5 separate regions of the Homo sapiens genome follow, and regions 1, 3, 4 and 5 are each linked to region 2. A link is a loop called in an ENCODE intact Hi-C map of the cell type or tissue named here. Cell type or tissue: heart right ventricle. All regions are shown on one strand. Each heading gives the region's core, and the rest is flanking DNA. Links, peaks and the distances in the headings are about the cores only.

Region 1 (6,460 bases), core at 816-5,815, 200 kb before region 2:
ATACCAGAAAAGAGCAATGTTAACATTTAAAGCTAAAACTTCAGTAGTGCTTATCATGTGCCAGTAAATGCTGCTAGTTGCCTAGTTCCTTGCTTCTTATGAGTGGTTGATCAGAAATATCCAATGCAGATATTTCGTTTATCTCTATTACCAGTTCATGCCATGGTGTGTAAGTGCTTTCTTTACTACTGGAAATAGAGTCATTAGCATCTTTAAACTCAGATCCAAATCAGAAAACTTGTCCTTGAAATTCTGTTTCTCTAGAACCACTCTCAGTACATAAATCTTTATTAGGGTTCTTCAGAAAAACAGAACCAGTCGGATAGATATAGATATATGATATCATATATATCCTAAAGGATATATATATATAAAATATATATTTATATAATTTATTAAGTTTTTAATATTTTCTATTTTTGTCCTCATTGTCTTGAGCATATGGAGCACATTTTTAATAGCATTACAAGTTTTAATATATTAATTCAATCAATTTTGGCATTTATGGGTCCATTTCAATTATTTTTAAAAAGTTTCTTTTGGTTAATATTATTTCTTTTTTGAATGACTTACAATTTTTTGACAAATTTTACATTGTTTCATGCTGGATTTGATCCTAATGCACAGCTAACTTACGTAGAATAGGTTAAATCTTTTAGTGCAATCAAAAGCTACCATTAATCTAGAGTTTATATTATGTCCTTCCATTCTGGTTGGTACGAAATGATCCCTCCTTATGTGAATTTTAGGAATTGTTAGGCTTTCTGGTTTCTGGTACTTCTCTCCCTCACTTGTACACAGCTCAGCTTCCAGTCAGCACTCAGCATAGATCAGCAACGGTCCCACTCTGCTGAGCTCCAGAGCTCTCATTCCTCCTTGTGCAGCTCCTTTGTCTCAGGCAATTTACTCTATAAATTCTAATGCCTTGACTCCCCAAACTGAGGTTTTAGTTCTTCAATTCAGTGAAGCCAATGGACACTGTTTGAAATCCACCTACCTGTGCAGTGGCCTGGAAATCGCCACCGGGAAGTAAGCCGTGGCAAGTCTAAGTCTCACCTCATTTGTTTCCCTTCTCTTGGGGGTCATAATCCTTCAATGACTTTTGTCAAATGTTTAAAAACCATTGACTTTCATTTTTTTCCAGTTGATTAAGGTGGAAGAGGAAATCTAATTCCTGTCACTCCATAATGGTCAAAAGCAGAAATTTCTTAAATATAATAGCATTTAAAATAAGCCTCTCATTCAAGTCCAGACATGAACTGCATGGCGGTCTGCTTCACAAAAGTGGAATGCAACATCACTGAGGGTATTTTTTTTTATTTGTTTATTTTTGAGACAGTTTTGCTCTGTCACCCAGGTTGGAATGCAGTGGTGTCATCATGGCTCACTGCAGCCTCGACCTCCTGGGCTCCGGTGATTTTCTCACCTCAGCCTCCTGAGTAGCTGGGACTATGGGTGCGTGCCACCATGGCCAGCTAACTTTTTAAATTTTTGGTGGAGATGGGGGTCTCATTATGTTGTCTAGGTTGGCCTTGAACTCCTGGGCTCCAGCAGTCCTCCCGTCTTGGCCTCCCAAAAGGCTAGGATTATAGGTGTGAGCCACCGCCCCCGGCTTCTGAGGGTATTTTCTTATTTCCATGCTGTGCAATTTTGGGAACAAGCACCTATCTTGGGAAAGAAGCAGCTTCATTTTATTATCCTAGTCATTTAAGCTTAAATTCTCAGTTTTCTTTGATTCACCCCTTTAAATCTTCCAAGCAAAATTATCTCTGTCATTTCTTTTTTCTTTTTCCTTTTTTTTTTTTGAGATAGAGTTTTGTTCTTGTTGCCCAGGCTGGAGAGCAATGGTGCAATCTCGGCTCACTGCAACCTGTGCCTCCCTGGTTCAAGTGATTCTCCTGCCTCAGCCTCCTGAGTAACTGGGATTATTACAGGCATGTGTCACCATGCCTGGCTAATTTTGTATTTTTAGTAGACATAGGGTTTCTCCATGTTGGCCAGGCTGGTCTCAAACTCCTGACCTCAGGTGATCCGCCTGCCTCTGTCTCCCAAAGTGCTGGGATTACAGGTGTGAGCCACTGTGCCTGGCCACCTCTGTCATTTCTTTATATATTTCCTTAGTCTAAAAACCTATCAGCTAGTGTCTGATTTACCAGTTTATCTACTCTGTTAATCATGTCCTACAGCGCTGATTTTATCATTTTACTATATTGATCAAGAACCCCTTTTAGTTGCCCACTGTCTTCTGAATAAAGATTAACTCAATTTGTCATTCAACGTTTGGTCCCTTTGCTATTTGGTCATCTTTATCTCTTAATAAAACTTTTCTGCTATTGTCGAAAGGGCTTCATTCTGTCCTCTGTTGAATGTAACAGATCAGGAAACTGCCACCATCAAGCCCTGCCCACAGGCCTATCTGCCCCATCCACAGGGCAGGCACATTCCCACTGTTTCAACCCTGAGCACAGCCTCTGAGGATTGGATAATGAATGGTTTTCTTATGATTCCACTGGAAGCAGAGTAAAGGTAGATTCAAACACCCGCTATTCTCTTTGAAAAATTGAAAAAGTCCTAGTTAACCTGTACTGCAGGCTAATAAGCAGTTTCCCAGGCTCTCCATCTCCAAGATAGAGCCTCTTTTGACCACTGTGCAGTTAAGAAAGTTCTAGGGTATTGACTATTTTAATCCTCAGACCCAGAATATTTGGAGGTAGTGGTAGGTAATGTAAGAGAAGGGATTTCTTATCTTGTGTTTTTCAGTGGCTCCCAAATTGAAAAAGAAGCTATGAGTCACATATATTTGGAAAGTTATATTCCCCAAATTTATCTTGCCTTTAGGATAACCACATAACTCAATAAATAAAATCCAGGACAGTTCATCCAGAAGGAATACAAATAAGTAAGGATGTTTTTGTTGGATAAAGAAAGTCTGACAAAGTAGAGGTAGAAAGCAAGTGTCCTTTTTTCAGGTCATGACTTGGTGATTTTTTACACACACAGACACACACATGTACACACACACACAAACACACACACACATACATTCTTGTAATGAATTCCACTGTCCCTCCCTCATGTTCCTCGACTCTGTCACATTTTCTGCTTGTCATGGTTTAAGGGATACCAGCAATGCATAAGAAAGAGAAATCTGAAGAAATGATAATTCCCAGGCTGCAGCTACATAAAACTGTTATCAGAAAGTTTTTCTCTGCCAGGCTCCTGATGAGCTCACAGGTTACTAGCCCTTCTAATTGACTACGCATTCTCTATTTCTATACTCAGGAAATCTGAAGGATGATGGTGGGGTTGGAGACTAACTCAAGTAAGAGTAAAAACCATTAGAAAACTTTGCTCTAATTTTAGAGCCTGGTGAGTGCTTCAGAAGTGCCTCTTTCTGTACTTTATCCTTTGAAACAGTGGCAGTAACTGGGACAACTCCAGTTGAGCAATTTCTCTGGCTTCTTTCACTGGAAGCCTATTTGTTTCTTCCTGTCTGTGATCTTTGTTCTTCTTTTTTTCTGGTAAAACTGCCTCCATGGCAGGGTCAGCCAAACTAAACAGGCCTGATTTACCAGCAGAACACTGGCTTCCACTGTTGGGTTAAAGGGCAGAGTTCTGAGTAGCAAAATAATATGATTCAGAGTTCTTCAAAGCAGTGCTTAGCCACTAGGCAGTCCATGAACATTACAAAATCTCCATCCTAAAGTAAACAAAAATTGAAAAATGATTATATGTGCAACTAATAGTGAGAAAAACAACAGGAGTGAGACTAAAAGAAATCTGTAATTTCTTCAAGAATACTTGAACATGCTTTTCCTCTACAACTCTATTTCCCTGAGACTCTCAAGTAGACTGTATTAGTCCCTTCTCACACTGCTATGAAGAAATACCCAAGACTGGGTAATTTATAAAGGAAAGAGGTTTAATTGGCTCACAGCTCTGCATGGCTGGGAAGGATTCAGAAAACTTACAATCGTGGTGGAAGGGGAAGAAAACACATTCTTCTTCACATGGCAGCCGGAGAAAGAAGTGCTGAGAAAAGCGGGAAAAGCCCCTTATAAAACCATCACATCTCATAAGAACTCACTTACTATCATGAGAACAGCATGAGGGTCATTACCCCCATAAGAACTCACTCGCTATCATGAGAACAGCATGAGGGTCGTTGCCCCCATCATTCATTTAGCTCCCATCAGGTCCCTCCCATGATGTGAGGATTATGGGAACTACAATTCAAGATGAGATTTGGGTGAGGACACAGCCAAGCCGTATTATTCTACCCCTGGCCTGTCCCAAATCTCATGTCCTCACATAAAATACAATCATATCTTTCCAACAGTCCTATCAAGTCTTAACTCATTCCAGCATTAGCTCAAAAGTCCAAGTCCAAAGTCTCATCTGAGACAAGGCAAGTCCCTTCTGCCTATAAGCCTGTAAAATCAAAAGCAATTTAGCTACTTTGTAGATACAATGGAGGTACAGGCATTGGGTAAATACACCCATTCAAAATGAGAGAAATTGACCAAAACAAAGAGGCTACAGGCCCCATGCAAATCTGAAATCCAATAGGGCAGTCATTAAAACTTAAGGTTTCAAAATCATCTTCTTTGACTCCATGTCTCACATTCAGGGCATGCTGATGCAAGAGGTGGGCTCCCATGGCCTTAGGCTGCTCTGCCTCTGTGGCTTTGTGGGGTACAGCCCCCCTTCCTGGCTGCTTTTATGGGCTGACATTGAGTGTCTGCAGCTTTTCCAGGTGCATGGTGCAAGATGTTAGTGGATCTACCATTCTGGGGTTTGGAGGACAGTGGCCCTCTTTTCACAGCTCCACTAGGCAGTACCCCAGTGGGGACTCTGTATGGGGGCTCTGACCTCACATTTCCCTTCTGCACTGCCCTAGCAGAGATTCTTCATGAGAGCTTTGCCCCTGAAGCAAACTTCTGCCTGGACATCCAGGTATTTCCATACATCCTCTGAAATCGAGGCAGAGGTTCCCAAACCTTAATTCTTGACATCTGTTGACCTGCAAGCCCAACACCACATGTAAGCCACCAAGGCTTGGGGCTTGCACACTCTGAAGCAACGACCTGAGCTGTACATTGGCCCCTTTTAGCCATGGTTGGAGCTGAAGCAGCTGGGATGCAGGGAACCCTGTCTTGAGGCTGCACAGAGCAGGGTGGCCCTGGGCCCTGTCCATGAAACCATTTTTCCCTCCTACGCCTCCAGGTCTGTGATGGAAGGGGCTGCCATGAAGGTCTCTGATATGTCCTGGAGACATATTCCCCATTGTCTTGGTGATTAAAATTCAGCTCCTTTTTACTTATGCAAATTTCTGCAGCCAGCTTGAATTTCTTCCCAGAAAATAGGATTTCCTTTTCTATCGCATCATCAGGCTGCAAATTTTCCAAACTTTATGTTCTGCTTTTTATTGAATGCTTTGCCACTTAGAAATTTCTTCCTCCAGATACCGTAAATAATCTCTCTCAAGTTCAAAGTTTCACAGATCTCTAGGTCAGGGGCAAAATGCTGCCAGTATCTGCATAGCAAGAGTCACCTTTGCTCCAGTTCCCAACAAGTTCCTCATCTCCATCTGAGACCACCTCAGCCTGGACTTCATTACCCATATCACTGGTCAGCATTTTAGTCAAAGCCATTTAACAAGTCTCTAGGAAGTTCCAAACTTTCCCACATTTTCCTGTCTTCTTCTGAGCCCTCTAAACTGTTCTAACCTCTGCCTTTTACCCAGTTCCAAAGTCGCTTTCCCATTTTTAGGTATCTTTACAACAGCAACCCACTCTCTGCAGTACAAATTTACTGTATTAGTCCCTTCACATGCTGCTGTGAAGAAATACCCAAGGCCGGGTAATTTATAAAGGAAAAAGGTTTAATCGACTCACAGTTCTGCATGGCTGAAAAGGCCTCAGGAAACTTACAATTACCACGGGAGGGGAAGCAAAAACGTCCTTCTTCACAAGGCAGCAGGAGAGAGAAGCGCTGAGCAAAGGGAGAAAAGCTTCTTATAAAACCGTAAGATCTTGTGAGAACTCACTCACTGTCACAAGAACAGCATGAGGGTAACTGCGCCATCATTCAATTACTTTCCACTGGGTCCCTCCCATGACATGTGGGGATTATGGGAACTATAATTCAAGATGATATTTGTGTGAGGACACAGCCAAACCATATCAGGGACTTTCTCACTTGAGTAACCTGCCTGTGTTTGAACTATAGAAATGAACCACAGAGGGCCCTGGGGGACTGACTGGGAAGAGAAGTATCAAGGAGGACTAGTGACAACTCTCTGAGGGGGAATGGTAGGAATATTTGTTGGGGATGAAAAAGAGATCTAAATGTGTCTCCTGTTACAAAGCCTGACTGTGGTGTACTGTATGTTATGAGAGCAAGTAAGAAGACTTTGATGGGGTCTGGCAAGAGAAACAACTATGAAACAGGCAGAGCA
Region 2 (5,000 bases), core at 1-5,000:
AACTCATGATCCACCCGCCTCGGCCTCCCAAAGTGCTGGCACAGGCATGAGCCAGCACTCCAGGCCTGTTCTTTTTGCTCAAGATTGCTTTGGCTATTAAGGTTTTTTGTGGTTCCATATGAATTTTAGAGCTTTGTTTCTATTGCTGTAAAGCAAGTCATTCGTGTTTTAATAGGGATTACCTTGAATTTGTAGATTGCTTCGGGCAGTTGAGTCACTTTAACAATAGTAATATTCCAATCCATAAAAACAGGATGCCTTCCCATTTCTTTTGTGTCCTCTTCAAGTTCTTTCATCAGTGTTTTATAGTTTTCCTTGCAGAGATCTTTCATCTCCTTGGTTAAATTTATTCCTAGGTATTTTTTTGTAGCTCTTATAGTTAGCTCTCTTGATTTCTTTTCCCTCTAGCTCGTGATAATATATAGAAATGCTACAGATTTTTGTATATTGATTGTGTATCCTGCAACTTTACTGAATTCATTTATCATTTCTAGGGCCTTTTTTTTTTTGGTGGAGTCTTTAGTGTTCTCGCTATAAAAGATAATGTCATCTACAAACAGTGACAATTTGACTTACTCCTTTCCAGTTTGGATCCATTTATTTCTTTTCCTTGCCTAATTGCTCCAGCAAGGACTTACAGGACTATGCTGAATAACAGTGGTAAGAGCAGGTATCCTTGTCTTATTCCAGTCCTTGGAGGAAAAGTTTTCAACTTTTCTCTACCCAGTATGATGCTAGCTGTGGGTTTGCCATATACAGCCTTTATTGTGTTAAGTTTCTTCTATTTCTAATTTTTGAGAGTTTTTATCATGAAAGGATGTTGAATTTTATCAAATACTTTTTCCACAACTATTGAGGTGATCATATGTTTTGTTCTCTCTGTTGATGTGATGACATTATTGATTTGCATATTTTGAACCATCCTTGCATCTCTGGATTAAATACTACTTAATTATAGTAGATATCTGGGATGTACTCTGGGGTTCTGTTTGCTAGTATTTTGCTGAGGATTTTTGCATCAGGGATATTGACCTGTAGTAGATTTGTTGTTGTTGTTGTTGCATCTTTATCTGGTTTTGGTATCAGTGTTATACTAGTCTTGTAGAATGAGTTTGGAAAAGTTCCCTTTCGATTTTTTGGGATAGCTTGATAATAATTGGTATTAGTTCTTACAAAGTTTGGTAGAATTCAGCAGTGAAGCCATCCAGTCCTGGGCTTTTCTTTTTTGGGAGACTTTTTGTTATTGATTTAATCTCATTACTCACAATTGGTCTGTTTTCTATTTCTTCTTGATTCAATCTTGGTAAGTTTTTTTTTGTATCCAGGAATTTATCCATTTCTTTTAGATTTTCAAATTTGTTGGCATATTGCTGTTTATAATAGTCTTTAATGATCATTTGTATTTCTGTAGTACCAATTGTGAGTATTGGGATGAATCTTAAAAACATTATGCTAAGTGCAAAAAGGCAGACACAGGCTGCATATTGTAGAATTTCATTTTTATGAAATGTCTAGAATACACAAATTTACATGAACAGAAAGTGAATTAGTGGTTTCCTAGGGTTAGGAGTCAGGTAGAAGGGGGAAAGAAATGAAGCTTGATATCTAATATGTACAAAGGTTTTACTTTGGGTATGTTGAAAACATTCTAAAATTATATCATGGTGATGGTTATATAAGTCTTTGAATACGCTGAAGATGGTTGAATTAGACACTTTCAATGGATGAATTGTATGGCATGCAAATTACATCTCAATAAGGCTGTTTTTTAAAATGAGTGAATTCTGTGGGTTGTCTAAGATGCATATTATATTCAAATAGCTGAAAGCATAACAGCGAGGACTAAAAAACCATTGACCTTATACTGCTTTACACTATGTACTTATGTTTGTCACAAGCAAAAAAGGGCTTGAGAAAAATGGCTCTCAGGTCATGAGGAATCTATGAAGGTGACAGCTATTTGTGGAGAACCTGAAGATAGGATTTTATGGAGGTATTTCCAGCAGACCATGCCTGAGAAATCTTTTAGGAGTTAAGCCAGCTATGAAGAAATTTTCAGTCTTATTCTTTCCTTCCTCCTCTCAGATGTTGATACTGACTTAAAATAATTTAGTGTTTCACATACAGCATTGTTTCTAAAGTGCTTTGATCTAATCTGATTTATGTGTCATACTTTGTAACTTTTTGAATATAACTAGAAATATATAAATCAAAAATATATATTTGTGTGTATGCATGTATTTTCACATATATATGTGTGTGATCCCTACTCACAGATCTCACTATTTTGCCACATAGATGAATGTGTCCTTTCAACTGTGTGTGTATCTATACACACACTAAGCCTGGGTAAAAACAAATAGCATGCTATTATTGCCTGATTCTTGCTTCATATTTAGAACCTAGTGACTGATGTTGGCAATGTAGAAATTTTTATATCTCTTGTTAAAATTTTTCTTGGAGAAATATCAGTTAAGAAGGTCAGCCACTCAGGAAGCTATTTTTTTTTTTTTTTTTTGTGGTTAGAAATATGTTGGATAGCAGGATTGGAGAGGCAGAGATTCTAAGGCCAGCAGATTAGAACAAGATTACAGTAAGCAATTCTCAAAACTCTCAGTCTCTGGGGAGGCAAGGAGAGGACTGGTTGTCCCGAGCCGGCAGGCTTTGCTCATTTCTCAGAATCACTGGGACAACAGCTCTGGTTGGCAGAGGGCCACGTCGTCCTTCAGCCAAAGTACACATAGCATGTGGTCCTCCCCATCTGTAACTCTAGAGTCTAGATCAACTGAACAAAAGGTGATTTTGTAATGTCACCCTTCATCAATCAGAACATTAGAAAATGTGATTATCAGTGGGAGTTTTTGGCTGACGTTTTCTTGTAGGCAAACCAAGAGAAGGAAACCATTTCTGCACATGGATAAGAATATGTTGTTGAAGCACTTTCATCGAAATCAGCACTAATTAGAAATTCTTAGGACAGAACATCACATCAGTTTATAGTCATCCAACATATAGATGAGGAAACCGAGGCCCAGAGTTGTTAAATAACTCGGCTGTGGTGTAGTGAGATAATGTAGAACTGGTTCTAGTTCTACATTAGAACCAGCTGAGTTATTTAGAACTCAGCTCCTCTTACTTTCAGACTAATGGTTTTTCCATTTTACTGGTGTCCTCGGGTTTGGTTCAATATTTTCTGGGTTTTATTCTAAATCAAATAAGGTTGTATTTGCAATTGTGGCTGTTTGTCTTTGGTGCCTCGAGTTTTCATATTATGCAACTCTGGCAGCATTAAGTGAAGATTCTAATTTTCTAAAGTCCAATATGAAGCAATAGAAATTGATAGCAAACTATCTGCCTTCTGGCCAAAAATTTAAGAGGGGTTTCTTTATTATGTAAAGGGGAGAGTATAGGAGATTATCTTTACTGATTTTTTCTTATGTTTCAAATTAAGGCTCAGTTTTTCTGTTTTCATAGCCTTCTCTTATATTTCCTAACATCATCTAAAACACAGGTTCAGTCTAATGAATTTAGAACCCCTGGTAAAACCCCCAGTGTGCTCATGATTGGGTATTCCTGTAGTAGGAACACTAGAAGAAAGAGCTATGTGATCTCCTGAGGTTTCTTCCAGGGTGTCTCATTTGTAAGGTAGATGTAGTCCTGAATCAGCATGAAATCATGGAAAAAGCCTGGGTTTTGAAGTCTGGATTTGAATCCTGGTTCCACCATTTGCTAGTTGGTAGACTTGGTCAGGTTATGTAAGCTTTCTGGGACTCGTTTCTCAGTTTGTAAGCTGAGACTGGATGGTAATATAGGTCTGGCTTCTGCCATTAGGCTCTGCTGACCTACCCACACGTCACACAGCCTATGGGAGAGAATACCTAGCTATATTCACTTCACCTCTTACTCTCTTACGTTTTCACACCCTTGTTGCTTAGCCCTCTCTTTTTTTCTATATTTGCTTAACTTCTTTCCTTTTGGCTTTATCGCTCATTATTTGACTCTGGGTTTGCTTTTCATGCTGGAAGACTGGTTTTGTTTCTCTAGTGTTTTGGCTTTCAACCCACCCATAGGCATACTTTTATCACACCCTCTTTCTCCATTTGCTCCTGACATTTCTGAGTGGTTACTCACCCATTCAAGGCCTACCTCCAGGACCCCACCCTGGCACCTCCCAGCTTGATGGGCTTAGACCAGTCTGCTCTAATCCATTCCAAAACTTTCTGAGAGATGTATGAGAAATAAAACAAGCCATGTTTATGAAGGGCCCATAGCATTGCCTGGCACAAACTATATTTGGAAATGCTAACTTTTACTTCTCAGGAGTGAGGATCATGGCCACATACCTCCTGAACATGGTAGCTAAGTATCAGAGATAGGGCTGGTAGGAGTAGTAAGAAGTTAATGAGGAAGATGGACAATGATGTATCTCATTGCTCCCTCTGACTCATTTGTTCTGATACCTGTTCTCCCCAAGATGATAAAAAGATGTTACATACCCATTGCCCATCAACTGTACACTAGGGATGGGATTATACTTCCGTGTGCATACTGCCTTTGTCCTCCCACAGTCCCTTTCATCTGAATTGTCTCCACAGTCATTTTCTCCATTGCATTCTAACTTTCTGGCAATGCAGCGGCCTAGTCAAGAAAAGCAAACAAAATCAATGCAACAAATTATCATTTTAGAAAGTATTTATTAATTTGAAACTCAAATGCTTTAAATTTCAAGGTAAAGTTGAAGGCAAGTCTTCACTGTTTTTGATAGAGTTTTAGGGAGCACATAAAAATGGAGCGATAAACTGATAAATTTCCACTTGTAAGATTATAAGGGTCACCACAGAATTATTTAGTTGCTGATTGTCTTTAAAAAGAGAAATAATCCTAGAATATAATTCCCATTACAGTGAGCCGCTATAGAGATCATGTTCAGTAGGAGAAAATTAACAAGAGGTTCAGAATTTTGTTTTGATCTAGGATGGGAGACTCAAGGTCACTGTTTT
Region 3 (6,460 bases), core at 842-5,841, 77 kb after region 2:
TAAACAGAAACTTGAAAATATCTGCTAAACTACTCAAAGTTTCACACATAGCTAGAATAAAACGTCTCCCTCTTCTGATACCCAATGCAGAGACAGCTGATTTCTTCTTAAGGCTAAATTGTGATGTTTTCTAAAATGTATCATCGGTAATAACATTTACTTATAAAAACAGGTCTTCTGAGGACTTCAAGGCAGGACCAATAGAACTGAGCAGAGAGTAAAGCGCACAAAAAACATTTAGTAACTATTGATTGATTGATTGAAACATGAATCAAATTACTCTTATCTTCTTAAAAGTAATAAAGTTATATCTCTGTGGTAGCCATCCCAAGATGGCTGCCTTTCTTTCTCCTGTGCCTGTATTATGTGCTATTCCCTTACCAAGAGATGAAGCTTATTCCGCCACATCCTTGAATCCCACCCTGCCACTGATTTAACCATTAGAGTACTGACACTATATCAGGTCTGGTCCTGACCTTTGGGAGTATAACAGCTTTCACCTTGGTCTCTTGGAGGCCAGAGCCACCATACATAAAGTTCACCTTCAGTGCTGAAGAGGTACTTAGACTACATGGAGAGAGAGAGAGGCCCATCTTAGCCCAAACTTCCAGCCACCCCCACCCTGGCTCTTGGAATGCGAAGAAAGCTGCCTCAAACCCTCCAGAACAGCTCATCTAGCTAAATATCGCAAAGTGACCACAGTCAATGCCTCAAGGAGCAGAAGAATTATACAGCTGAGTCCCGCTTGAATTAAAGTCAGATAAAATATTGAGATATAATAAAAGATTATTGTTCTAGATTACTTAGTTTGGGGGTAGTTTATTATGAAACAATAAATAACTGGAACACTTCTTTATTGAACAAGTATATAATTTTACTTTTCTATTTTTCTATATTAGGAAATTAGAAAATAATTCTAATTTTCTGTAAGTAAAATTTTGCTGACCCCCCTACTCTTATCCCAAATAAATACAAGTTAGAAAGATTTAATAATGCTAATTTCAAGCTTTGCTATGTTAAGAATATGTCCAGGATATCAGCATTAAGAAAAGCTATAGCTAGCTTCTTTATTTTATAGAAAGGAAGTTAATTGTAATGTGATTTATGGTGCATAAGCTACAGTATCAATTTCTTTCCCCATAAATGTGCCCTACCTTTTACAGAGAAGCCAATTGAAGCAGTAAAAATTTGTCTTAGTACAGGCATTTATTTGGCCAAAAGAATCCTGAAAGAATGACTGTTGTATGTAAGCTGTTTCAGTCCCTTTCTTCCCCTTTTCCTTATCCTTTATTTAATATTTCCATTTTCATTTTAGACTCCTAACTCACTTATGTATGGATTCTTTCAGGAAATCTTTATTGAATGCCTGCATTCCTGATACAGTCCTAGGCACTGAAAAAAAGGGTATGATTACTAAGAGATAGTCATGTACATCAAAGAATGTGAATTCTATTACAGGAGAAAAATATATTAATGCACAGTGTCCACAGGGTACAATAAGTATAAAATTGAAGTAAGTGCAAAGGTGAATGAGAACTTAGTGCCTACAACAGTAGGGGAAGTTATCCCACAGAAGGTAAAGTTGGGTCTTGCAAGATAAATTTTGCAGACAAAAAACAATAGAGACATTTCAGGCAGAGAGAATGACATCTGTAAAAGCATGAGAAAGTAAGGCAAAAATGGCAAAACTTCCATTGTTAATATAGCAAAGAATTGACAGGAGGGCAGGGGAATAATAAGAGATAAATAATGGGCTACAACAGTTGTGGGCTGAGGGCAAAGAGTGAAGAATGCATGCCATGAGCTGACAGTCAATTAATGTTTACCCAGTGCTCCCTACAGGGCCTACTAAGTGGGTAGCATGCCCACCACCACCTCCAACTGATTAGACCTGGCCTGCAGCTAGTTCATCTTTTGGCTTGAATGTGACCAAGCAGTTTCTCCTGCTTGGGCATTTGTCTTACTAGATAAGGTCAATGACTGTACCTGGTCATATAGTATGCTTAATTAAATGGTTATGTAGGCATGACGTCAGTTCTGGTGTCATGGCAAGCCAGGACCACAAGCAAGTGGGCAGCAGAAGCACTATAGACTTGCTGAGTCTGTGGATAGGAAAATGGAACTGACATGCTGAGAAAGGCAGAAATGAAGGACCATGTGATCACAGTAAACATTAGAGTGAGACAGAGCCATTAATAGATCCATGAGAAGAAGATCATATCTGGGAGAAGGGTGTGAGATTATACAGTCAGACCAAAGGTAGCAGAGACATCAGCCAGATGGGGACTTGGTTTCATCCATTGGCTCTGACAGTTACTTCTGACTTCAGAAAGAGTGCTTCTCAGGTAACCTGATGTCAGAATCTAGACACTATCATTAGGAGTCTGAGTCTACATGGAGTGTCTATGAAATAAGGCAAATAAAGTATAATGTATACTGATGATTTCCTATTGACTAAGGTGATGGGGAATGGCTGCAAGGATGAAGAAATTCAAAGCACATTCAAATGGGACACCTCTCTCTAATTATGTTATGATGGGCTGGCTTTCCCTTTCTTCCACTCAAGTCCTCGTATTTTGAGGAATGATTTGAGCTCTCCATTCTTCTGAGATGTGTTGCTTTCTCTTTTATCAATGATCACAGCTAACGCTGGTAATGTTCCATTGACTTAATCTACTTAAAACTCAGCAAGGGCTGGGTGTAATGGCTTACTTGAGGCCAGGAGTTCAAGACCAGCCTGGGCAACATAGTGAGATTTCATCTCTAATTTAAAAACAAAAAACAAAAACAATCCAATAAAACTCAGCAAGTCCTCACTTTAGTCTAAGTAGTGTTCATACATTGAAATACTGGACACAGGACCTCAGAAAACTTCACTTTTTTAAAGAAAATAGTGTAGCATGAGGCTGTGAAAAGCTGGAGTGAAGTAAGCTAGGTTTTGCATTGTGATTTTCTTACCCTTGGGATCTTCAGACTATGGTTCTGGAGGGTGCTTAATGTAGGCTATGGTGGTGTATCTAGTAGAACAAATGCCTAAAATATAACAAGAATTTCCTTGTTGATGGGATAGCTGTTGATGCCTTATCCACAGCTGTCCTTGGATTCTCTTTTTTTCTGGTGATACAGAAGAGCAGGAAGAAAGGGTGTAACAAGTAATCCATGGGAGCAGCAGGTATCTTTAAGGGGGTCCAAAAGCTGCTTGAGATCCACTGCCTGTTGTCATATCACGTCCACCCTTCAAAGGATCCAAGGCCTAAAATCTTTGAGAAAAACAGTTCTTGACTTTAGAGCAACAGTAGAAATCTTTACTTCTTTTCCAATACCGTTTAGAAGAAGAAATTAGAAAAGGGGGAAAAAAATCAAGCAATGAGCAATGACCAAAGGAAGGAAAACAACAACAACAAAAGAAAGTCCTCTGAGGAAGATCAGAGTTGAGTTTTATATGTTTATTACTGGCTGAGATATAATGGCACTTGAAACCACAGAGCTGCTTTCCCTAGTTGATATATTAGCCGAGTACCTGAAGTCTGACTGCCCTTTGCTTACCACCAGGGTGCACCAGTGTACACAGTATTCCAAACTTCTAACTCATCAGGGTTTGTTAGCCTTTAATAACTGGGCTAGTCAAAAGTTACTCACTTTTGAAAAAGACCATTTGGAGGGAATTGAACCTGTAAGATACTGTTTATCAAGCCACAATTCTGAAATCCTCTGGATTTTAAAAATTACATCTACAGTCTGCTTTGCTACAACAAGTATTTTAAAATGAAAGTTAACTCACATGCATTGGTAATCAGGGGAATTATGTAGCACAACAGGGCAGACAAATTGAACCAAACATGATTTTTCCCAGTATGTCCATCATTTGACATGATCAAGGGTAAGTTTCCTCACAGTTAAATAAAATAAAACTGTAATGACATTTGCAGATCTTAAAAAAAAAAAAGTTGAAAAATCTCAAAATGTCTTCTGTTTAGTCCAAGATAGCAGCTGGTTAATGGCCTTAAGAACTGCTATGCTGTCCACTGTGCTAAACTATCTGAGGGTAGCGTAAGTGAAGATTAGAACCTGGAAAGACATTTCCCTGTGTTAAAACAAAATGACAACAACAACAAAATACATTCCTGAATCATATTTTTATTTTGGATGTAACTGGCTTGTATTAAAGCAACTGTTTTTAAAGCCCTCCATTTCCAAGAAGAGAGCTTTAGACACCGGAGGGTAAACTGATTCAGGTTCTAGGGCGAAGGCAAGTGGAGATTTAACTCTGCTAGTGTTCGCTTTAGGATTGTTACTGCTTTTGTTAGTGCCCTGGCCAAAAAGTGCTGTAGGTTTTGAGGGATCTGTTTCTCACACTGTTTTTCTCCATGAACCCTATTATGTTTAATGCATGATTTTGAAAAATGTGAGAATGCACGTATATATAGTGATATGGCAGAAACACCTGTGCCGAGAATTTTTCTTAAACATTTGCTTAACCCTTACTAAATGCCAGATGTTTTTCAAAATATTTTATATACATTAACCTATTTAATCCTCAGAACAATTTAATGAGGTTGGTTCATTACTGTCTTCTTTTTTACAAATGGACAAAATAAGGCAAGGGAGAATAAATGAACAGCAAAAGGATGAATGTTTTAAAAGAATGTGAATCTGGATGGGTAGGAGGAGGAGGTCCTATTCTTTAAGTTATGCCCATGGGAGGGCTCTCTTAAATGGTGAGTTTGCTGGGAAATAAGGTTTCATTAGAATGAGGCTATGTAGAAGGTAGCATACAACCTCATTTGATGAAAACTGGTTTTTAAGCTTTGCCACATGTGTTTAAATGCACAAGCCATTTCGTTTTTAACTCAGTGAGGCACATATTCCTCTTTCCAAACTTTTCATCAAGTTGTCAGTAGATATTCCATATGAAGTAATGCTATGTGTGATGAACTACAGTGATTGCACAAATTCATATCTCTAAAACTGGTTATTATGGTAACTTAGAGTTTATTAACTGCATCTCCCTTTCCTCCCTCCCTTTCTTCCTTCCTTTTTAACTCCTAAGTTAGATTACCTACTGAGATTGGCTAAGTACAAAGTCAGGCCAGACATGGAATATGGAGACCCTATAAATCTCTGGTATATAAGCTTCTAAAAGGCTCACTTGATTACTTCTTTACATGAGAAATTGCTGCTTATAAAGAAATTCTTTTAGAAATTGATTTAATGTGAGTAAATAAAATTTCAATGGTAAATAAGCATTGTGTGTGAGCTGTCTATGGTACAAGCTTCAGACACCAGCAAGCAGAATGTGGTAGGTCATATTATCCTCAGCTGCCTTTCTGTGAATCTGAAGATTATTGAAAACGATTCTTGTTTCCATAATGAGTTCATAATGCAACAAAGAATGACAAGAGTTTACCATATCACTCTGATTGTATTCTGGGACTCTGGAAAGAGAAAATTCCATCATTGAATTACCATTTTATTTGACATTTCATAATGAAATGAGAATGCATAAAAATAGGAAAATAATGCATGTAAATTGATAAAGAAAGAAAAGTATGACATTGTATTTTACAATTCCCCCTTCCATTCTTTGTAACAAAATGCTTTTTTGATTTATTTTTAAATTTTCCATTTGGTGCCAAGTACCTGAGTGTTAGTTATACTGCCAAGAACCTGAGGGTTAGCTACACTCTTCTTTTGAGAACAAATTTGGACTTTAAGGCATCCCAGTAGTTACAGATTAGTGTTTAGCAAAATGTAGGCTAAGAATTATGTCTATCAGAATCACCTGAAGTGCTTGTTAAAAAACATAAATTCTTAAACCACAGTCCTATTTACTAAACTACAATATTTGGATGTGGGGGTCTAGATCTGAACTGTTTTTTTTTTTTTGTTGTTGTTGTTTTAAACGGAGTCTCACTCTGTCACCCAGGCTGGAATGCAATAGCGTGATCTCAGCTCACTGCAACTTCTGCCTTCCACCTCCCAAGTTCAAGCAATTCTCTTGCCTCAGCCTCCCAAGTAGCTGGGACTACAGGCACATGCTACCATGCCCGGCTAATTTTTTGTATTTTTAGTAGAGCTGGGGTTTCACCGTGTTAGCCAGGATGGTCTTGATCTCCTGACCTTGTGATTTGCCTGCCTCGGCCTCCCAAAGTAATCCTCACGCCTGGGATTACAGGCGTGAGCCACTAGGCTCGGCCTACCTCAACATTTTTTACAAGGTTCTTATGGCTTTTACACACACTAAAATTTTGTGTGTGTAAAATTTGGGTTTAAATCACTGATTTAGAAAATCCAGAGAATTTACAATAGGTATAGTTGTTGCAGCCAGGCAAAAAAAGCCATTGATTGATTAATTACTATAGATCCCAAGTTTTTTTCTGATTAGACAGGCTTTGTTTCTTTTTTTTTTTTTCTTTTAATTTGCAGTTTATTGAGTTTTATGTTTAGCCTTAAAAGGTCT
Region 4 (6,460 bases), core at 777-5,776, 150 kb after region 2:
ATGATTACTAGGAAGCTTAGATATAATCACGACTATGAATACTCATGCAAATTTCAAAGTGCCATGCAAATTTCAAAGTGCCCTACAAATTTAAGTTGTTCCAAATAAATTAATGATTTTGGATTATGTAAATTGGAAATAGTCCTGTTCCTCAGCTGAACTTTTCACTTGTAAATGGATTGGGTTACCATTGGGTTTATAAGGTTTACCTGTTTGCAATATTACCTCTTGTAGCTATGAATCATTCCTCTACCTTATAAAAGGCCATAAAGGGTGGGTGGTGGATAAATAGGCAAGGCCATGGTAGAAAAAAAAAAGTTCTTATCACTTATTTTTACATCTCTTGGAATCTCCCCGTGTTGCTAATCTCAAATAACTTGAATCTAAAATGAAAGTTGTCATCTAGTTATTGTGTACCCATAGCTTATAAATTGTGATGCCATCATACTGCTTAGGTGCCAAACAACTCACCTGGATTACAAAGGAGCACATTCTTAGCCATGCTTTACCTCTCAAGATATGAGTCCACAGTAAGAAATTTCCACCATCTACAAGAAGGCTTTGTTCCAATAGTTGTAGAAAATGAGACTGGATCATACGGCTGTGATCTAGTGAGCTCCTGCCTACTCATCTTTCTATTTAGGGATAAATATGGGTAACTGGGAAAGGATTTGTTACTTTTGGAAATGAGCACAGGAGTATGCAGATGTGATTTTGAGGATACTGTGGCCTATAGGGTATCCATATATCCTTTAATTGATCAAGATATTATCAGCTCAGAGTATCCTACTTTGGAATCCCTCTAATGATGTAATAGTTTTTGTTCAATCCAGTTATGCCAAATGGTTACTGCCTGCCAGGCACTGTGTTAGGCAACAGAGGTGCTGTTTTAGGTGTTGAAGAGCGAGCCTAGAAAAGTATGTGAAAGGAGAGACTAAACTTTCTAGTTTAATCTAGAAAACCTGAATATATATTCAGGAAATAGTACTGATTTCACCATCTGTCAATAATTAGATTTTATTGACTCTGTTTCCCAAACTTGTTAATAATGGAAGAGAAAGTGTGGGCCTCAAAGCAGTTGAGGCCAAAAGGCAGTTTGATGATTAAAATGAAGGTTCACAAATGATATCTTCTTGGACATACAAAATTGTGCAGCTGAGTACCTTCCAAAACTGAAATAAAATGTACAGAAAGCTTTGTAAATTTAATGTGGGTATTTTATTACCACTTCACTATCTCATTCTTTATCTAGGTTTAGTATATCAATATATTGAGTCAATAGAACTTTTGTAGGAGAAATTTCAAAACAGAAGCAAAATCTCCAAATGCAGCATAAAATATTAGTAGAAAAGGAGGAGCTAATTCATTCCAAAAGTTAAAAACTATAAGAATTTATAACATACTTAGCTATTTTAATAAGCTGAAAATGCTTGCTTCACAATTTGAAAAATATAAACAATGATGCCTCCTTTTTTGTGGTGGGGATAGGCCTTGTATCTAAGAAGGATGATTTCTAGACAAAAGCAAGAATAATGGATGGGTCCTAGAAGTCTACAGTTCTCAAAACTAACAAATCAGCAGCTTCAAAAATCTAATTGTTTGAATGCAGTGGGTACAGATTTTCTTTTCATTAGAAAAATGTAAAAGTTTAGTGATAATTAACTCATTATCATCAACAAAACTGTGCTATCAAACTTGCTGCAACTTCGCACAAGCATAGGATCCTTAGAGCTAAACCTAGGTAGCTCCACCTTTTCCTGTTCTGGCTCCTTACCCATTTTGGGCTTCTAAGTAAATGAGTACATGAGGACCACTTTATTCACCATAATTATAATAGAAAATTGAATGAAAGATATTAAAATTATGATTTTTTCCTTCAAGTGGAATAACCTTTGTATGCAATCTGAAGTTTTTATGTTTACTTGAAAACTAGTTGTTTTGCTTCAAAAATCTCTTTTACATAAACAGAAAAAAAATCAATCCAAAGGCAAAGAAATCATCCATATATTTGGTGAATATATTGAAAATGAATTACTAGTAGGCAAAAGGAAAATTGTTTGCTTATATGCAAAGTAAGTGACTTATTTTGGCTAAAATAAATGGTCTATTCAGTTCTGAAGTCAGTCAAAATTTCTAACCCCAACAGGTGGTTTCACAGGTACTACTACTAAAATCACAAACTTAGTTTGTGTCTACATCTTGAACTTTGGATTGAAATAATTTAAAATCATAACAGTGTCTAGACTGAGAACGTTTGTAGTTACAATGAAAATCCAATATACTTAAACCTGAAGAAAACAGAGAATATCTTCAGCTAGAGGAGAATTCTGACATTTTTTCTGATCTTAATGAAAACGTGGTTTAATGTCAAGTCACAGTCATATTAAAACATTTTTTTCCTAAAGCCCAAGCATTATGTTTGCTATACACAAGGCCAACATTTTCATGAATTGTGTTATTTACTTGCTTAAGCACAATTGGATGATTTGTTTGTCTGATAAGAAAATTCTTCACACCTCAGGCTTCCATTTCAACTTCAAATAAGTAACAACTGTATTGCTTTTTTTTCTTACGTTCTTGTATTTGCTCTAACTTTTAAATGGCATCTATGATTCTCCATTAACCATAAAACATTATCTTGAACTGAAAAAGTAATCTTTCTAAATTGATGTTCTGAATTAATGGGCATGTTTTAAAGGAACGATTTCAGATGGACTTCTAAAACATGAATAATACATTGGTCATAAAGAGCAGGCATTAAGCTAGCATTTAGAATCACTCCATGAACACAGAATAGAAGAAGACAAAAGATAGTTTGTCCAATATTTTGTTGACATATTTGGCCAGAAGATTAAGTGCCAAGTCATCCATCCAGAAATGCGACTTATTTTTAGAAAGAGTAGACTCAATAATTAAGGTTTCAGATTTATTCAGCTCTTATTCAAATAAAAGGTAGAACTTTTCACATTTTTCAGTTATTTTCCACAGCAAAATGAAAATCTGAAATCCAAATGATCAACTCGTCAATTAAAGAAATATTTGAATCTAGAATGAGAAATCCATTTTCATTTGTCACTTAAGGAAAGTTATTTTTGTTATAAGTTTTATATTCATAACAGTTCCCATTATTTTGCTCTTATAATTTTAATTCATTTGTTTGCCTAGAAATTGTTTTAGATAAGAAATATAAAAATGCGGCTGATATCTATGACTGACATCAGTTAACAGAAGATCATTTATGGACAAGAAATTATATGAATTACTAAAAATTACAATATTAAGTTCCTGTTGGAAAATTTTTATTTCAAACCTACAACCATTTAGAAAAAAATATCCTAATTCAGAGCAAGCCATGTATCAAAAAATCTAAATTCTCTTTTACTTCATATAATTAAAAATTATATTTATGTTTCATTAAACTAATATAAAGAATCATTCATTCAATATATATGTATTGCCCACCTACTCTGGGCACTAAGCACTGAGGAGTTAATGGTGAATAAAATCAAATCATTCCCTTCCTTCATACAACTCATAATCTAGAGGTAGGTGGGTGTGTGCAGATGTTAGCAAGTAATCACAAAAATAAAAGCATAATTACAAACTGGTTCTATAAACAAAATGATTCTATTACAGCATATAATAGGGAGACTTGGACACAGTCAAAATAGTCAGGATATTGATTTGAGTATTTTCTTTCCAAAAGTCCAAATAGTAATTGATGAAGCAAGGCAACATTAGATTTGTGTCCAAATAATATGATCTCTGCAGACTTGGGCTTTCCTTGAGATTTTTCCAAATGATGTCTTTGGCTAAATCTAACCAGACAAGACAAAATAACTTGAGAGCAAAAATGGAATTCAGAGATCTAGTCTAACCCTCTTATTGGATAGATGTGGAAACAAATCATGAGAGAGGGTGAGTGGCTTGCCCCTGCTTGTTTTCACTCAGTGGCAAAGATGAAATTGGAACCCATTATGCTAAAATCCTGTCCAGAGGTTATCCTTCTTCATATTATTCTGGGTCTGGTTTATCTAACGTTATCTACTCTGATGCACTAAGGCAATAACTGGAATAGCAATATGATGATAAGAAAGCCTAGAGAATGAGAATATTCATAAGATAACATTGTTTTCTGAACACAGCCTGTCATTCAGCTCAGGCTAGTAGTGAATAGAAAAAAATAGCTTATGCAAACAGTCAAATATCTTGGTAAGTGTCCAATTATTTACCATGTTTCATCCTTTACTCCAAATTTATACATACATATGTGTACACACACACACACACACACACACACACACACACACATTCAGGTCACTAAAGCCTCTAACTTTACAGATCCCAACTTTAACTCATTTAACTCATGGTTAACTCCATATTTAATTTTTGCTACATACTTATTTGCCTTTATCCAAATGAATATTTATTAGAGCAGTTTCTTTTCTTTTTTTCTTTTTTCTTTTCTTTTTTTTATTTTTTCTTTTTGAGACGGAGTCTCACTCTGTCGCCTGGGCTGGAGTGCAGTGGCACTATCTTGGCTCACTGCAATCTCCACCTACTGGGTTCAAGTGATTCTCCTGCCTCAGCCTCCCAAGTAGCTGGGACTACAGGCACCCACCACCACGCCTGGCTAATTTTTTGTATTTTTAGCAGAGAGGAGGTTTCACCATGTTGGCGTGGCTGGTCTCGAACTCCTGACCTCAGGTGATCCGCCCGCCTCGGCCTCCCGAAGTGCTGGGATTACAGGCGTGAGCCACCATGCCCAGCCTAGAGCAGTTTCTAGTTTACAGAAAACTTACCCAGAAAGTACAGAGAGTGCTCATATACAACCCTTACTCACCAACACCTAGCTAGTTTCTCCTATTATTAACATCTTGCATTAGTGGAGTATATTTGTTAGAATTGATAAACTAGTTGTAATATAGTATTATTAACTGAAGTTTAGAGTTTACATTAGGGTTCACTCTGTGTTGCACAGTTCTATGGGTTTTGACAAATGCATGATGTCCTCTATCTACCATTACAGTACCACAGTTTCACTGCACTAGAAATGCTCTGTGCTGTCTACCTGTTCACCCACCCTCCCCTAAACCAAAACCTTACAACTGATCTTTCGCCTTTACTGTCTCTATAATTTTGAATGTGTATGTTGTGGTAAAATATATATTAATATATTTATTAATTTAACATATAAAATTTACCATTTTAAATATTTGTAAGTGTAAAGTTCAGAGGGATTAGGTACATTCACATTGTTGTATTATACAACCATCACCACTCTCCAACTATCTCTATAAACTTGCCTTTTACAGAATGTCATATGGTTGAACTTACATGCTATGCCGTCTTTTCAGAATGTCTTTTTCACTTATCAATGTGCATTTAAGCTTCCTTCCTGCCCTCTTGTGGCTCATTTATTTTTATCACGGAATAATGTTCCATTGTATAGATTTAACAGTTTGTTTATCCATTCAACTACCGAAGTACATCTTGTTTGCTTCATCTTCGTTCCTTCTAAGTTTTGGCAATTGTGAATAAAGCTGTTATCAACATCCACGTGCAGGTTTTTGTATGGATATAAGTTTGCAATTCATTTTGGTAAGTACCTAAGGTTGCTATTACTGGATCATATGGTAAGACTAAGTTTAGCTTTGTAAAAAACTGCAAAACTGACTTCCAAAATAGCTGTTCCATTTTGCATTCCCAACAGGAATGAATAAGAGTTTCTGTTGCTCCATATTTGGTGGGACATTTGGTATTGTCAGTGTTTTGGATTTTAGCCATTCAAAGTCGTGGTATCTTGTTTTAATAAATTGATATTTTAGGATTTTCCAAATTAAAATGTCAAAGAGATGCCTCAGCACAGTAAAGTTAGAAAAAATTAGAAAAAAATTCTTTACCTATTAAAATGATTTCTGGTTCACTAATGGCAAGGCTTGTCACTTAGTAGATTTGGTTTACTCTGGACATTTATTAGATCAGATTCATAGATCTTTAGCAATCTCTCACTCCAAGGAAAGTAATTTATCTCTCCTCTGAAATCTCACAGCACCTCAACACCTTATAGACACCATTCTACATTGTAACAGTGTATTGCTCTGCCAATCTTTCTCACTTAATTTTGGAGTCAAAAAGGCAGGGAGCTTGGTGTAGCTGTGTCTGTGCAAGCACAACATCTGTAGATACTAGTTACCAACCTATAGTTGTTTTTTATTATGGCAGCTATTAAAGGAAGACATGGAAGATGAATGTGAACTCACCCTGGTCTTCAGTTTTACTATTTTCTCTCTAACACCTTTGTCCTGAGTTATAATTGTCTCAGTCTTTCCCTACTCTTAACACCAGATCAACTGGAGGCGCTATTATTCAAAGAATCACCAAAGAGGTGCAGGAAAGACTGAGAGAGGAAAAACATATATAATCCAAAACCAGGTAACTGGGCAATAAAAAATAAAAT
Region 5 (6,460 bases), core at 843-5,842, 320 kb after region 2:
TCTCCAATTAGTCTTCTCTGACTATCAAAGTTTGAATATCTTTTTTTCCTCCAAAAATTCTTAGTGCTGAGTAATGCAAAAAGGTGCCAAACCTGTTTTTAAACCTGGTTTTTTATATATGTGGATCTTCCAAACAAATTTACAGAAACATGCGAGTATTCAGGAGTATAGATTTGATGAAAAATGTTGGTCTATTTTTTCTCACAAGTATTGGAGTGAGAAGGGGAAGCTTTACAGGAGATCCATTTGAGTATAATACCAACAGGAGCTGGGAAAACAATATAAATTCCCATGGAAGCCCAATGTCATCATCTTTATGTCTGTACTCTAAGATCACCCAGATACCAAAATCTCTCACCTCAGGTTTTTATTTTGTCCCAGGGCAGGAAAGGAAAATTACTGTGTTCCCACTAATGCTTAGTTCCTTTTTTCTTAACCCTGGTTAGTCACAGTTGCTGCTGAATCATCCAGATACAAATCACAAAGCCTTTCCCTCCAAAATTCATAGGGTATCTTCCCAAAGGTCCAAGTAAGGGGTCAGATCCCTGAACTGATAGGGATAAATAGTAAGTCATTTGTCTTCACTTAGCTTCAGTTTTTTCATCTGTGACATGGAGGTAATAGTGCCAGCACTCCCTGCTTCATGGGGTTTTAGAAGGATTTTGTGAGCTGGTGTACATAACAGGGCTTTGAAAAGTGAAATATTACAGAAATGTAAGGTAGACTCAAAAAGATATCATACCATCTCAGAACTAGATAAACAAACATAGGCTTTTAATCCTGTAGCTCTAGAGAGTCACCTGCCAGAAGGTTTGCATCACAGTGATTGCCCTTCTTACCTTCTATGCATATAAAAACATTCAGGGGAAACCATGTGAAAGAAGCTGTCTAAAATCCAAATAAAAATGAAGGAAGAAAAGGAATGGGAATGCCTGTGGAAGTGAGAATGGAGTTATGCCAAAGTTGTGCTTTCTACTGTCTCCTTGAAAAGAGCAATCTCCAGGCTTGCCTAGGTAGCAGAATAAGTGCTGCATGGAGAAGCTGGGGTTGGTTCTTTTCCTTGGAGATTCCTGGCCGGTAGCAAGCTATCTGTTGAAGAAGGACGAAAGGAGACAGCCCCTTCTGTGGATAGCACTTGTAGTAGCCTGTGCCTGCCATTGCTGCCAAACATCCACTTGACTAACAACCATTGATTTGAGGGACTGATCAATGGCAGCACTCTTGGTTGGAGCATCTAGTGATTTTCAAAATAACCCTTCTTTTGTTTTTGTTTTTGTTGTTTTTTTCTTTATTATGTTTTCCTCCAACAGCTGAGAGGGGGCGCTGGATGGGGCAGATCAAGAGGAGGTAGACCATAACGTTGAGTTTAATAGCCCAGCTCAGCTCAGGGCCAGAAGTGAACTGTTCATGAGTAATTTGCCCTCCAGCCCAGCTCTGAAAAGATCAAGTGTGTGCTCCCCCAGCCCAACTGCATAGCCAAATTGACAATAAAGTATGGCCGTGTCCCAGCTGTCATTGTTGTAAACTGTCCTGAAACGACCCTCACTCCTGGATACCTGATCTAGGGGGTTGTTAGGAGCTGCCACCCTAGAAACCTGCCCAGTCTCTGGTCCAAGTCGCACACATCAAGCTGAAGCTTCTTGATCCCTCAGGTCTCTTCCTCGCTTTGTCCACGCTTCTTTCCTTCTAGACTGTCTGGACACATTCTCAGTCACCTTTTCCGTACTATTTGCCTATTAATCCCACCCCTCCGCTCAGGTCACGCAGGTTCCCCTGCCCAGCTTCTGTCCCGAGCAGTAAACATACGGTCCGCAAGGGTTTGCTTTTTTGACCTGGGCGAAGTGTGTTGCCAACACGCACTTGGACCAGACTCGAGACAGCGGCCACTCGGCCAGGTCCCCCGGGGTCCAAACCGATACGAAATGGTGCCCTCTGCCCGTCGCCCCCTTGGGCTCCTTTTCAAGGGCAGCTATCACGCCGCCTCTGGTCCCTGAACTTTCATCACTCTTCGGGAAGCGCTTTGTCTTTTTAAAGGAGATTGGGGACGAATATTAATGACTGTAGCCGAGAATCTATCAAATCCGCCCAATTCCATGCCAGGGATAGACTCAGGTCCTTGCACCGAAGGCGAGCCCCTGACACTAGCTCGCGTTCTTCACACACGGTCACCCCGCAGACCCAGAGATTTCTCCCACTTCCCCAAATCTGCAGGAGAAACCATAGGAGGGGGTCACGAGGCACCATCCTGGAGCCCAGCTTCTCCTCTGCCCCAGTCCTCCGCATACAACCTGCTTCAAAAGCCCAGGAGAAAAGCAGTCACCTTGACTCTAGCGCCTCGGTCCTTAGGGGTTTGGAAAACGCCAGGAAGCCCAAGGCTACCCGGCACGCGCTCGCCTGGCCTGAGACCCACCCTGGAAGACGAGTTTCCCTCCCGCGGGCATCGTGGCAAGTTACCACTTAGTGGCAGATAAAGCAGGGCGGGGCAGGTGGAGCGGGCGCCGAGCGCCTAGCCCGCAGCCCCTGCGCGCCTACCTGGAATGGCTAAATTGGTGAGGGGGATGCTGTGCATGCTCTCCGGCAGAGTTGCCATCCAGTCGGCTAATTTCAGCTCGTTTTTCCCCTGAGACGAGGCCATCGTGCCAGTCGGCGTGCAGCGCGCTGGTCCCAGCACTCCTCGGGCAGGCTGGCAGGCTGCTGCCGCTAATCCAATGTTTGCTCTAGCCCCGCTAGAGTTTACACTCCTCTCTGCGCCACACCCACAGGATGGCGCAGACACATGCTAATTTTAATAATTATTCAAAACACCCCGTGCTCCCTTAGTGCCTCCGCCAGACTCCGCTGGAGCTTTTGTTCCTGACGTCCGTGCTCAGCTCTCTCCGCTCTCCCCTCCCTCCCCAACCCCCTCCTCCCGTCTTATCCTTCCTAGGCGTCTCTGCCTTTCCTCGCCATTCTGCAGCTTTCCCTGGTTTCTTATTTTTCTTTTCTATTCATTTTTTTCCAACTGCTTTGCCCATGGCTTGCTCGATCCTTTGCTGTGACTTTCTCGTCCTGTTTGTATGAAAGACAGTCTTGCACTTGAACCTAAAATCCTAGCAGACTTTGGGATGTTATTGCCTCCTGAGGAACAGACTTCTCATGCTGGGTTTCAGGGCTTTCCGTCCTTATCAAAGAGCTTTCCTTTTTGTAATCTACAACAGGTTATACCTTTCCTCAGCCAGAGACCACAACCCTGTTTATTAAAAAATGATTATCTTTATTCACTCTTTTGCCTACTTTGTGAAATAGCTGGTAAGTATGAGTCAGTGAAGGGCATGGTAAATTCTAGGTGGTTCCTACTTAATCCTGGGTACCTTGCTCCAGACATTTCAAAGTCAAGAAATGCTACTCCCCCTTCTTTTCTCAGATCATGAGAAGTCTACATTATTTCCATGGAGAACACTGCCTCTGTCCTGTCAGTTTCATGGCACTCAGGGTAAGACTGGAGCCTTATGCTGGAAGAAAATCGCCACATCTCCCAGTGACATGCTCTAATTATTGCCAGTAGCATTTGGTGGAATGTATTTGGCACCATTCAAAGTGATCTATGTGACTGTCTGCATTTTCATTCCTTTGCAGACTGGAAAGATGTGCCTCTCTCAAGAGAAATCACTCACTGGGCCTCCAAAGAACTGTCTGGGTCCACCTGCTCTCAGATGAGTAAAAGGAGAGAGATGAAGTTTTACAAATGTAATGAGAGCAGCAGTGGCCTGAATAGGAATTATAAGAGATGAACTGAAAGTGTGCTGGGCTTTTGCAACCCAGGAAATGGAAATGCAATAAACAGACCTCTGTTCTTTCATGCCAGGGTTGTGTAAATTTTTATTTTTCTATGGGAAATGCTATTAGATTGCGGAAATGACAATCAACATAGGAGACAAAGAGAGCCATGAAACATGAGAATAATTATTCAAGGTTAGTAAATCCATTTAATCCCAAATAGCATTAAAAAATAAGAAAAAACCTAGAGCCTACCTTATTTTCTACAATGATGCTAAGTCCTAAGAATATTCACCCCCAAATGGGGAGCACTATGGGAAAGATAGAGGAGAGGCAACGCCTTATTTTGGTTATCAAATTTTCCATGCCCCTTGTAAAATAAATTCATACCTTCAAGAGGACATGGTACAGTTATCTTTAGTGATGAGGAAGAGATATACTGAAAATTTTCCCCAAATAAATCTTAATATACATGCTAGTACAATAGAACCCACATATCCTTTTAATTAGGATGATAGTTTAGCTTACTATAGGACTCTTGGTCAAGAGATCTACAAACACCACCCTTCTGTAAGAAACCTACAAACACCACCTAATGCTGGTGGTCTCAGGGCATGATTGCAAGGCAATGAGGAAAATTCAAATCTAGTGGTCAGCTGCTCTGTCTCTGAGTAGTTTGGGCAAGTCCTCTAGTCTCTGCTAGCCCCAGTTTTCTCCATTATAAAGTGGTAATAAGAACTCAGAGATTTGTGGTGAAGCTTCCAGAAGAGAGTGCATACATGTTTAAGATAACAGGATATGTGTATTTACCACTCTTTGTCTTTTCTATACTTATGAAGTATTTTTTTCAAAAGCATGAAATAATTATTGAATCTGGGGTACATTTTTAATAAGACACATTTTAGAAACATGCCCTGTTAAAGTATATTGAGCTTATGTGGCCCTAAAAATTTACAAAGCATTTTTTACAAAATGAAACCACCTTAACTGGTGAGGAAAGTTCCCCTCTATAAAGAATCATACTATCTTTTGGCAAAACAAACTAACAGTCCCTTCTCTGTTTCATCTGATTTGCATTTCAGGATTTTAAATGTCTTGGTTTAATATAAGTTATTATCATTTTCTACATGCAACCCATGAAAAAAGATAGGCCTGAAAGTTGATAGTTGTGAATTTCTTTCCCAGCCTTATAATCAATATTTTGGGCAATTATATGACCCAGTTTCTCCATCTTTCTATCACCAACCCTGCTACCACTTACTAAAACACATTGGGACAATCATGTAATTTCTCTGGGCTTTAATTTTGTCACTGGATTAATCAAGGTTCTCCAGAGAAACAGAACCAGTAGTATATATATAGAGAGAAAGAGATTTATTTTAGAGAAATTGTCTCATATGATTGTGAGAGCTGGCAAGTTCAATATATGTAGGGCAAACTGGAAGCCTGGAACATGAGATAAGAATTGTTCTTGCAGTCTTGAGTTCAAAATCTGCAGAGCAGGCCAGCAGGCCAGGAACTCAGGAAGGACTTCTATGCTGCAGTTTTGAGGCAGAATTGCTGCTGCTTCAGATAGCTTTAGTCTTTGTTCTTAAGGCCTTCAACTGATTTAATAAGGCCTACCCACATTATAACAGGTAATGCACTTTACTCAAAGTTAAATGATTATAAATGTTAATCACATTGACAAACATCTTCACAGCAACATCTACACTAGTGTTTGACCAAGCAATTGGGCATCACAGCCTAGCCAAGTTGACATATAAAATAAACCATCACACCCACTTGCAAATTAACTAGAAGTTACTGCCAAACTCTATGGCCCCCTTTGACTCTATTATTCTATAATTTTATTTTTTTATGATTCTTTCTTATTTATATAGCTGCTCAAAATAGCAAAAGGAGGCATGTAATATTTACTTTCTTTTTTTTTTTTCCAGGCTGGAGAGCAGTGGTGCGATCTTGACTCACTGCAAGCTCCGCCTCCTAGGTTCACGTCATTCTCCTGCCTCAGCCTCCTGAGTAGCTGGGACTACAGGTGCCCGCCAACACGCCCGGCTAATTTTTTTGTATTTTTAGTAGAGACGGGGTTTCACCATGTTAGCCAGAATGGTCTCGATCTCCTGACCTCGTGATCTGCCGGCCTTGGCCTCCCAAAGTGCTGGGATTATAGGCGTGAGCCACCGCGCCCAGCCTACTTTCAATTTTTAATTCATGCAGACAGCTCAAGATATAGACCAACATTTTTTTCCCCACAAAACAGATGAGAAAATACCAATGGTTTTTAGTTACGGCATTAATAGTAGCCTGCCTCTGAAAATCAAATGCTTTTAGGCATAAATGAAAAGAGAAAAATGACCAATTGCAGTGGCTTCGTGCTACCACCAAAAGTTGTTTGTGTAATGCTCTGCTGTCCATCAAATTCATATAACACACAAAGCTGATGAACAAGGATACTCATCTGGAGCATTTTCTCACTTCATATCCTCTTCCACCCATAAAAATACATAACTCTTTGCTATGTATTTTCTTCCATTAGTTCATAATCTTTCTTAATCATTGGAGATATATATTTTATTTTTGTCACTGAATTGATTTTGAATTATGTTCTGAAAAGCAAGGGTTTTTATAGATCAGAAAACTTTAGAACACATTTTTGTCAAATAATATTTTAAAAGAGGAACTTTTTCTAAAACAATTCTGC

Evidence for each region. A loop is a pair of places that touch in the nucleus more often than their neighbours do. Peaks named below come from ENCODE experiments on the same cell type or tissue, not always from the same donor. Only the 100,000 strongest peaks of a DNase experiment are listed, where the experiment ranks them.
Region 1: a loop joins it to region 2, with 20 times the contacts of the local background. A loop is called at or near these places in 13 of 110 quality-filtered maps.
Region 3: a loop joins it to region 2, with 6 times the contacts of the local background. A loop is called at or near these places in 11 of 110 quality-filtered maps.
Region 4: it touches region 2 in a loop (2.4-fold over the local background); 4 of 110 quality-filtered maps call a loop at or near these places.
Region 5: a loop joins it to region 2, with 2.2 times the contacts of the local background. A loop is called at or near these places in 4 of 110 quality-filtered maps.

Annotation. Positions count from the first base shown.
Region 1 is chr5:40,987,984-40,994,443 of GRCh38, forward strand. No RefSeq gene overlaps it. Among named protein-coding and RNA genes, the nearest start is that of MROH2B, 80 kb to the right of the region's middle. In heart right ventricle, for the core only: no CTCF peak of the experiment used is centred there; a DNase peak (open chromatin) is centred at 3,538; H3K27ac peaks cover 2,990 bases.
Region 2 is chr5:41,191,296-41,196,295 of GRCh38, forward strand. C6 (complement C6) reads right to left here. Exons shown (of 18, transcript NM_000065.5): 5 at 4,497-4,638. Among named protein-coding and RNA genes, the nearest start is that of C6, 20 kb to the right of the region's middle. In heart right ventricle, for the core only: no CTCF peak of the experiment used is centred there; a DNase peak (open chromatin) is centred at 2,696; H3K27ac peaks cover 2,740 bases.
Region 3 is chr5:41,267,053-41,273,512 of GRCh38, forward strand. No RefSeq gene overlaps it. Among named protein-coding and RNA genes, the nearest start is that of C6, 57 kb to the left of the region's middle. In heart right ventricle, for the core only: a CTCF peak has its summit at 3,557 (motif pointing right); a DNase peak (open chromatin) is centred at 3,549; H3K27ac peaks cover 724 bases.
Region 4 is chr5:41,341,410-41,347,869 of GRCh38, forward strand. The region is part of intron 2 of PLCXD3 (phosphatidylinositol specific phospholipase C X domain containing 3); the gene reads right to left. Among named protein-coding and RNA genes, the nearest start is that of C6, 130 kb to the left of the region's middle. In heart right ventricle, for the core only: no CTCF peak of the experiment used is centred there; no DNase peak of the experiment used is centred there.
Region 5 is chr5:41,507,892-41,514,351 of GRCh38, forward strand. PLCXD3 (phosphatidylinositol specific phospholipase C X domain containing 3) reads right to left here and starts at 2,710. Exons shown (of 3, transcript NM_001005473.3): 1 at 2,533-2,710. The coding sequence starts at 2,635. RefSeq lists an enhancer at 2,236-3,064. In heart right ventricle, for the core only: no CTCF peak of the experiment used is centred there; DNase peaks (open chromatin) are centred at 2,430 and 2,770; H3K4me3 peaks cover 2,751 bases; H3K27ac peaks cover 2,162 bases.